Regions from separate parts of the Mus musculus genome. Here all the other regions are linked to region 1. A link is a loop called in an ENCODE intact Hi-C map of the cell type or tissue named here. Cell type or tissue: heart. All regions are shown on one strand. Region 1 overlaps Gm13481 (predicted gene 13481). Region 2 overlaps Gm13481 (predicted gene 13481). Region 3 holds the start of Gm13481 (predicted gene 13481).

Region 1 (2,500 bases):
TTCTGGTACATAGTTGAACTATTGAAGAAATACATAGATTTGTAAATTTTTTTTCAAACTTGAAATGTTTTCTTTAGTGCTGTTTTTATGTACTTCCTGAATTTCTTGAGGAATTCCTATGATTCTGAGTCTGATTTGTGCTTTTTGATTATACTTGTACTGACTATATTATTTTACACATATTGGTATAGTTTGAACCTGGACTAGATCCTAAAACCTACATGTTAAAAACCTGGTCACCACTTTGGTGCCATTGCAAGGTGGTAGAAACCTTTAAGAAGTATGGTCTATTGGGAGGGTTTACATAATTGGAGGTGTTCTCTTGTTATGGGTTGTGGGGCATTTGTATTTTTCTCTTTCCTCTTCCTAGTCACCATAAGGTAAAGAGCCTTGATCTTCAAGATGTTTCCAACTGAGGTGTACTATGTTGCCAAGAGCAACTGAGCCAACTCATAATAGATGAAAACTTCCAAAACTCTGAGCTACAATAAACTGTTTTCTTTACAAAGTGATTTATCAGAGATTTTTTTCTTTTGGTAGAGTTTTTATGGAAAGCTGGTTAACACACATACACACACATATACACACACACATGCACACACATGCATACACACACACATATACTTGGGGAGAGAGAAAGAGAGAACAACAGTATTCATGGACATGTATTTCTACACACATATAAATATGTAGTAAGCACAGATTTATGTAGAAACACACATAATAAGAGCATGCAAAGACACAGTGGTTTATGTAGTTTGTGCACCTATGTGTAAGAAAAGAGAAGAAAATGATATTATTTTCCTAACTTCTTAGGAATTTTCATAAAAATTTAGGAGACAGTCTCATGCATGACAACTAATTGCCATTTTGTATTGAAATTGCTATTCCTTTTTGAGGCTTCTACTTTTTTGTTATAATTTTCTTATTTATATTACTATTTTTTATATCCCATTCACTATCTCCATCGCAGTCACCCCCTCCTCAAATCCTTCCCCTCTGCTGACCTCCCATTCTTTGAAGGGTGGGGCTCCCCTGGTATTCCACCTCCTTGATGCATCAAGTCTCTGTGAGGCTAGGCACAGCCTCTCCTCCTGAGGCAGCCCAGCTAGAAGAAAGCATCCCATGTACAGACAACAGCTTTTGGGACAGCCCTCATTCCAGTTGTTCAGGACTCACACGAGGACCAAGCTGCATATCTGTTACATATGTGTTCTTTGGTCGGTGATTCAGTCTCTGAGAACTCCAAGGGTCCAGGTTAGTTGACTCTGTTGGTCTTCCTGTGGAGTTCCTATGCCCATTGGAACCTTTATTCTTCCTCCTGTTCTTCCATAAGTGTTCCCAAACTCCATCCAGTGTTTTGCTGTGGTTGTCTGCATCGGTCTGAGTCAGCTGCTGGGTGGATAGAGGCTTCTAGTTTAAATCTGCGGCAGATAAAATCTACACAGAACCGTTTCAGTGATATTAAGAATATTCTCAAAGGAGAGAAGAAAACAAAGTATGACTTCATTGTCTGCAGAATTAGGCTCTTCTTTCACTTTGTTCCAAATAGTAACCCCTTCCCCCCGCCTCCCCCCCTCCCTCACGGGGCTGGGTTTGGTCTCTTACCGGAATTTGCTAAACACGAGTCTAGTCTGGTATTAAAAACCGAACGAAACCAAGCAAAATGCAAATGTATCTAAAAGAACAATTTCCATAAATTCATTTAGAAACTCATTTGGCAAGGAAGTCTTTTGAAAGTCCAACTCAACCTGAACAGACTTTTTTAGAAGCCCGTTTCCTGTTTTTCTCTCCAGGAAACACAGAGAATAGTGTTTTTGAAAGAGTTCCAAGTTCCTGGTTGGAGATCAGCTTCCTCAGTTAATTTCGAATCTCTTATGATTGAGGTGTATCTGAACGTCAGAACAACGTTTGCACTCAGACCCCTCAAGTCCGGTGCCTATTTGTCCTCCCCGCCTTACCTGGGACTCTTATGTAAATCCTCTTTAAGCATAAGTGGTTATTACTTCCTGTGATTGTTTGTGTTCTCGGTACTTGATGGACACTTTTTCCTCCACATATACATTATTTATTTAGGAGTGGCATAGCATCTTGCTGAAAAACATGGGTCACAGAGTCAGAGGTTTGGAGGAAGCCTAATTCTTTCCCTTATCTGGTGGCCTTGGACCAAAGGTAATGTGTGTGCTTCAAAATTTCTATCTAAAAGAAATAAAAGATCTCTTCATTGAAAGAGCTTATGTACATTAAAGCACACAAGAGGACACCAAAAACACTTTGTGCCAGATGTACTTCTGTTATTGCCTCGTTAAATAAAATCATCAGTCTAAGAAGACTGTACTTTAAGTTGATGTAATTCCTCCTGCAGCAAAGAATTCAGCTCTTAATAGATACCATCTGAGGAAAAATCTAGAACGTCCCAAGTTCTACAGGTTATCTTTACTAAAAAGAGGCCAGCTGCTTCATTTCTTTTAAATGTTTACCAGAGTATTTGGAACTTAGT
Region 2 (2,500 bases), 49 kb after region 1:
TCATCTTCCTTGGGCTCTCATATCTGTGAGAATGAAGGCAAAGCAGGAGGCAGCATGGCCGATTTGGAGAATGGATTAGCTTTCTTAAGTGCACAGGGAATATGGCTGCGAAGCAGAAACACTCCCATGATGCCCGGTTGGCTGCCTGGCGTTTCCAGGGCTGCCTGCTTTCTGCAGGAAAAAGATAGACCGGTAGACAGTTACACCATACTAATACTCTATTATTTTCTAACATCATGAGTTCGTTCTGAAATGAAAGTGTCAGCAATTGAGCTTTGCTTCTATCACTGTTGTTCTTCAAGTTTGCATAAAGTAAGGGGCGGGGGAGTGCAGTTCTCAGAGATTCTTAGTTTACTTTATGACCCTGCCCATATTCTAACAAGGTGTCTCTGACATAGGGATAGCCCGGTCTAGCCTGTCTTCTTGGATGTAAGGAGACAGAATATCTAACACTTATGTCACTGATTATACACATATCAAGAAGCCCTTTGGGCTTGGCTTTTTATTTTTATTTTATTTTTTTTGACTATATTTCTTATTGTTTTAATTTCACCTAAATTCACAGGAAATTCTACACACGTCAAAGGGAGCAAAAAGTTTGCTCTCCACGTTTATCCGAGGCGGTTACTTAGAAGGGGCCTGCCGTGGTCCATCTTTAATAGTGATCTTCATCTTTGTTTTTGGAGAAATGGCTGGAGTTTGAAGCACCGGGAAGATCATGATGGGTGATCTATTTAGGATCGGAAGCATTTTGAACATCCCACACATGACCACTTGTTCTAACTAAGCACAAGAGGTTTGCACACAAACTTTGCGGGGCCTAATGTATTGATAAAATTATCGAAAGAGTAGGCTCCAATGTGATTGCCTTGCTTTAAGGCAGCCTGAGGCAAGGGACCTAGTTGGAAATTGCCATTTGGTTTTCCAATCCATTAAGGGCCCGGGAGATTTGCCCTTTGCTGCCAGTTTCACTTTCAATTTCACATTGACACTTCCTTTAATTTTGTTTAGGAAACCGAGTTACCAAGCTACAGACGTGACGGAGTTAGAAGCGGATAAGCTTCCAGCGATAGTGCAGCTTAGAAAGGGAGAAAACTATTGTACATCCAGCGTTCTCTGGGGAGGGTAAGCCTGGACTTTTCCCGCTGTTTCCTGGTTGGCAGCTGCAGAGAAGAGACCTAGTGGCTCTGCATTCTCTTTTAAGAGGGTAACCCCCCCCTCCCCCCCAGCCCCTTGTGGCTAAGGCAGGCCTCCTCGCAAAAAGCATCTCAGATACCAACTGGCGATAGCTCAGGTATCAGAAGGAAAAGAAAGGGGAACAATTCCTTCAGGCTATCAAAGCACTGTTTTCTCTTTCACCTTGGTGAGCATCTGAAAGACATGCCTATGCTTTCAGTCTTGGGGAAAGTGATCCCCTTTGCTGATCTCTCTGGAGATGAGGGATCGACCAGTTTCCTACGTGCCCCTGATGGCAGAGAACAGTTCCAGGAAACAAGGAGCCGGACACACTCCACTTTGTGTTTACTAACGCGCTGCATGCAGCCAGCAGGTAGCTTGCTGTAATGGCTGTCAAGGGTACAAAAAATATTTTATACCTTATTTTAAAAATAGTACATTTATCCTAGCAGTCCCCACTTTCTGGAAGATAAAGCTGATTTGTCATTTGCAATTGAAATAAGAAAAGTCCATTCTTGATAGAAGTTGAAGAGGGGAGTCACCTGAAAGTACTAAAGAAATAGCTGAGACAGGTATCTATGAAGTCCTGGTAAATTCTAGTATGTAAATTGGGTTAGGAGATGTGGACACAGGCCATAGCACAGAGGATCCAGAGGGGGAAAATAATTTGAAATTTCTTAATTTAAAAATCGTTCGTAGGTCTATATGCTATATAAATATCACACAAAGAGGTTGTGGTCTGACCCTCCCTGGTCTCTCACAACTTCAGCTTCTAGAAGATGCCATTATTAGAAATGCTATCAGGAGTTTAAAATTCACAGCGTGGATTTTAAAATGAGCAAAAGGCAGTGTTCAGCTCTGGGCTTATAAAGCTCATACTTGATGTGTCTGTTGAATATTTGAAACTAATTCTACAGCATGGAGCTGTGAGAACCCATTTGCTTTCCTGATTTAGTGCCTCTAAATCCATTCATTTCCATGCCTGGAGCTAATATTGTTTCCTTACGCCCAATTCAACTGGGTAACACCCTGGGAGGCTTTATGAAATTACCAATACCAAAGGACAAGTGCAGCTATTCATTAATTAGAAGAGACAATTTATAGAGACAAAAAAAATAGAAAGTGCAAACTTTGTATTTATTTATTCATTAAAATATGCCAAACCCTGCCCCCTGGAAGATAGGAAGATAGCCACATTTGAGAAAAATACGAGAGGAGGCAGAGCAGTCACCATGTCCTTCCAGTGTGAGTGTGTGCTATTTGTAGCATCCCCTAGGAAGCATTACTGGAGATCGGTGGTGTTTGGCAGTTGTGGGTTTGATTC
Region 3 (2,500 bases), 74 kb before region 1:
GAAGATCCAAAAAAACTACCTATTGGGGGTTCACACTAAAGAATGAGGAAGAGAAGCCTTTGCAGCCATGAAGAAAGAGAGCCCAGGAAAGTGGAGCCTGCAGACAGGATTCCCTAGAACGCGCAGTTGTACACCAGTCAGCAATGCAGACACAAAGTCTCTCAAAGCACCTCAGGCACTTGCTTTTATCATAACACTGGAGAACAGCTCAGACTCACGTCACATCAGAAACGACCTTGCCAGAGTGGTGACTGCTCTCTGATCTGCTTCTGGGGCAGGACAGAATTCTTGGTCCCAAGCAGTCCCTGTTTCATGTACTTCAAGGCCAGTGGCATTTGAACAGAAAGAGGGCAGTGGAGAAGAAAGAACTTTAGGTGAGTCTCTGTTTCTTATGGTCATGTTACTTGACATGGGTGATAGCTCTGCTGGGCTGGGCTCTGATCATGAGCATAGGGACCTTGTGTACAGAGAAAGCTAGCTGTCCATAGGTGATAGTTTGGTGACATTTTGTAACTTTGTTTTGTTGCTTTGAGCTTTCAGAAGGCTGAACTGGCTAAAACAAATCCAGGGCTGGCTGGGACATGGAAACCTGACACAGATACGGAGACAAGCTGGTCTCTGAGTCCCTGTGGTTAACTAGGGTATAGTGGTGATGACACTTCCTGGGCTCCCTGAAGGAACAAGAGCCACCTCCAGCAACTGCTGAGTCATAGACCAAATACAGCTTTGCCTTCACACTCTGATGAAAAAAAAGAAAAAAAAAGACGTTGTCTCTACCATTTGCTCATAATATGTAGTCATTATTTCAATTAGCACACTGCTTTATCATGGCCCCCTTTTCATAAGTATGTCAATCAAAGTTGGTGTTTTCTCTCATAGCTTTAGGTTCTGTATAATATAAGCCTCATCTGCTTAAGCTATTTCATGTCATGTACTTCTCATGTGACTTGCACTCAGGGGCTCTCGAACTACTTTCCACACTGATGGCTTGCCAGCTGTCCTACTATTAAAGCCAGTACCCTCCAACCTTTGGGTGGCAAACATCTCAAGGGCCTCTCGCATCATACCACGGGATGCTTGTAACCTCGGGGCTGTTTAATCCCAAATGTTGTCCTTTGCAAACTCTTCTCCTGTTACTAAGATGTCCCTTTCATCTTCTGACTTCCTGCTTCCTGCATTCCTGTTATTTATAGTAGCCCAGGAACAAGCCACTCCCAAATTTCTCAAGAGGATTTACAGTTGCTACTTGCAATTCCTCACCCAGCTTCTGCCTCCACCCCCTGCAGCCCGTGTTCTGCTTTAGCCCATCTGCTCTTTTCCCAGGAGTGAGTGGTGGCATTGTTCCTCAGTCCAAAAGCCTGTTTTTCAGTCCTTGGTATTTTAGCTAATTCATCTCTGTTGGTCCCCTTTAGTCTTGGTGTCCTGGCATCTGGACAGTGCCTTTTTTTTTTTCTTCTCCTTTTGTGAACTATTTTTTGGTTTTTCTTCCAAAATATGAGCAATTCTGAAGTCTGAGCTTCTTTCTAAATATCAGTTCAGGGTGACACAGAATGACAGCCGTGAGATCTCTTCTTTTTGGACAGCACCTACCGTCTTTACTTAGAGTCTCAAATCTTCAAGCTTTAGACTCATAAGCTCAATTTTTTTATTTTCCTGCTCTCCAGCATGACTGGCTCGACCCTCCAGACCACTTTGACTTGACTGTACCACCCCAGCACGAGCTCTCAGATAATTCTGAGTAGCTGTAATCCCTAGATGAGCAATCAAGAGACAGCATGAGAGGGGCTTATCAGGAGGAGACTGAGAAGCTTAGGTACGTCCCTTCCTCAACGATATATTAGTAATTAACAACATCACAGAGGTAGACGTTTCCATAAGCGAAAAGCCACCCATATACCCATACTTACAGTAGCACATGCTCCTGTAACCCAAATTAAACTCATTGGTTTGCCAAACTAGATTTGTGTGGAATCATTTCTTTGGTCTGTTATTGATACCCTTTCTAGGGGTGATGCCATATTTGTTCGATTCTCTTCAGGACCAATTTTGTTAAGATAATACCTGCCCCATCACTCTTATCAGGGTTTTACATATTTTTATTTCCCACTTTAACCACCATGGTGCACGCAGGTAACTATAATGATGGTTTACATAGACCGTGATTCTCTATGAACAGTAAGGACAGTAAGCCATTTCAAGATCTCTGGGGTCAGAGTGTGCAATTTAGAAAGCCCTATAGGTAGTTTGGGTATGTCACCAAGGGAAAATGTTTCTCTCTCTTTCTCCCTCTACCTTGAACATCATTCTCCTGAAGGCTTTGCGGTTAGATTTCCTTCTTTCCTGTAAGTTCTGATAGATTCACTTTGATTCTCAGTGAAGATCCAGCAACAACTTTCCCTTCTCCAGTACATTCAATTATTCTCTCTGTTACTGCGTAGAACTCTTAATTGCTTAGCTTGGCATCCCTGATATCATCCTTAGTATCACGGCCTTTTACTTC

What was found. Hi-C counts contacts between places; a loop is a spot of excess contacts. Peaks named below come from ENCODE experiments on the same cell type or tissue, not always from the same donor. Only the 100,000 strongest peaks of a DNase experiment are listed, where the experiment ranks them.
Region 2: it touches region 1 in a loop (2.4-fold over the local background); 4 of 42 quality-filtered maps call a loop at or near these places.
Region 3: it touches region 1 in a loop (2.1-fold over the local background); 3 of 42 quality-filtered maps call a loop at or near these places.

Annotation. Positions count from the first base shown.
Region 1 is chr2:48,380,959-48,383,458 of GRCm38, reverse strand. The region is part of intron 1 of Gm13481 (predicted gene 13481); the gene reads left to right. Among named protein-coding and RNA genes, the nearest start is that of Gm25338, 2.1 kb to the left of the region's middle. In heart, no CTCF peak of the experiment used is centred here; no DNase peak of the experiment used is centred here.
Region 2 is chr2:48,331,588-48,334,087 of GRCm38, reverse strand. All of the region lies in intron 1 of Gm13481 (predicted gene 13481), which reads left to right. Among named protein-coding and RNA genes, the nearest start is that of Gm25338, 52 kb to the left of the region's middle. In heart, a CTCF peak has its summit at 1,210; a DNase peak (open chromatin) is centred at 1,037; H3K4me3 peaks cover 534 bases; H3K27ac peaks cover 704 bases.
Region 3 is chr2:48,454,987-48,457,486 of GRCm38, reverse strand. It overlaps Gm13481 (predicted gene 13481), which reads left to right and starts at 222. Exons shown (of 6, transcript NR_166463.1): 1 at 222-374. In heart, a CTCF peak has its summit at 1,295; a DNase peak (open chromatin) is centred at 1,146; H3K4me3 peaks cover 350 bases; H3K27ac peaks cover 1,713 bases.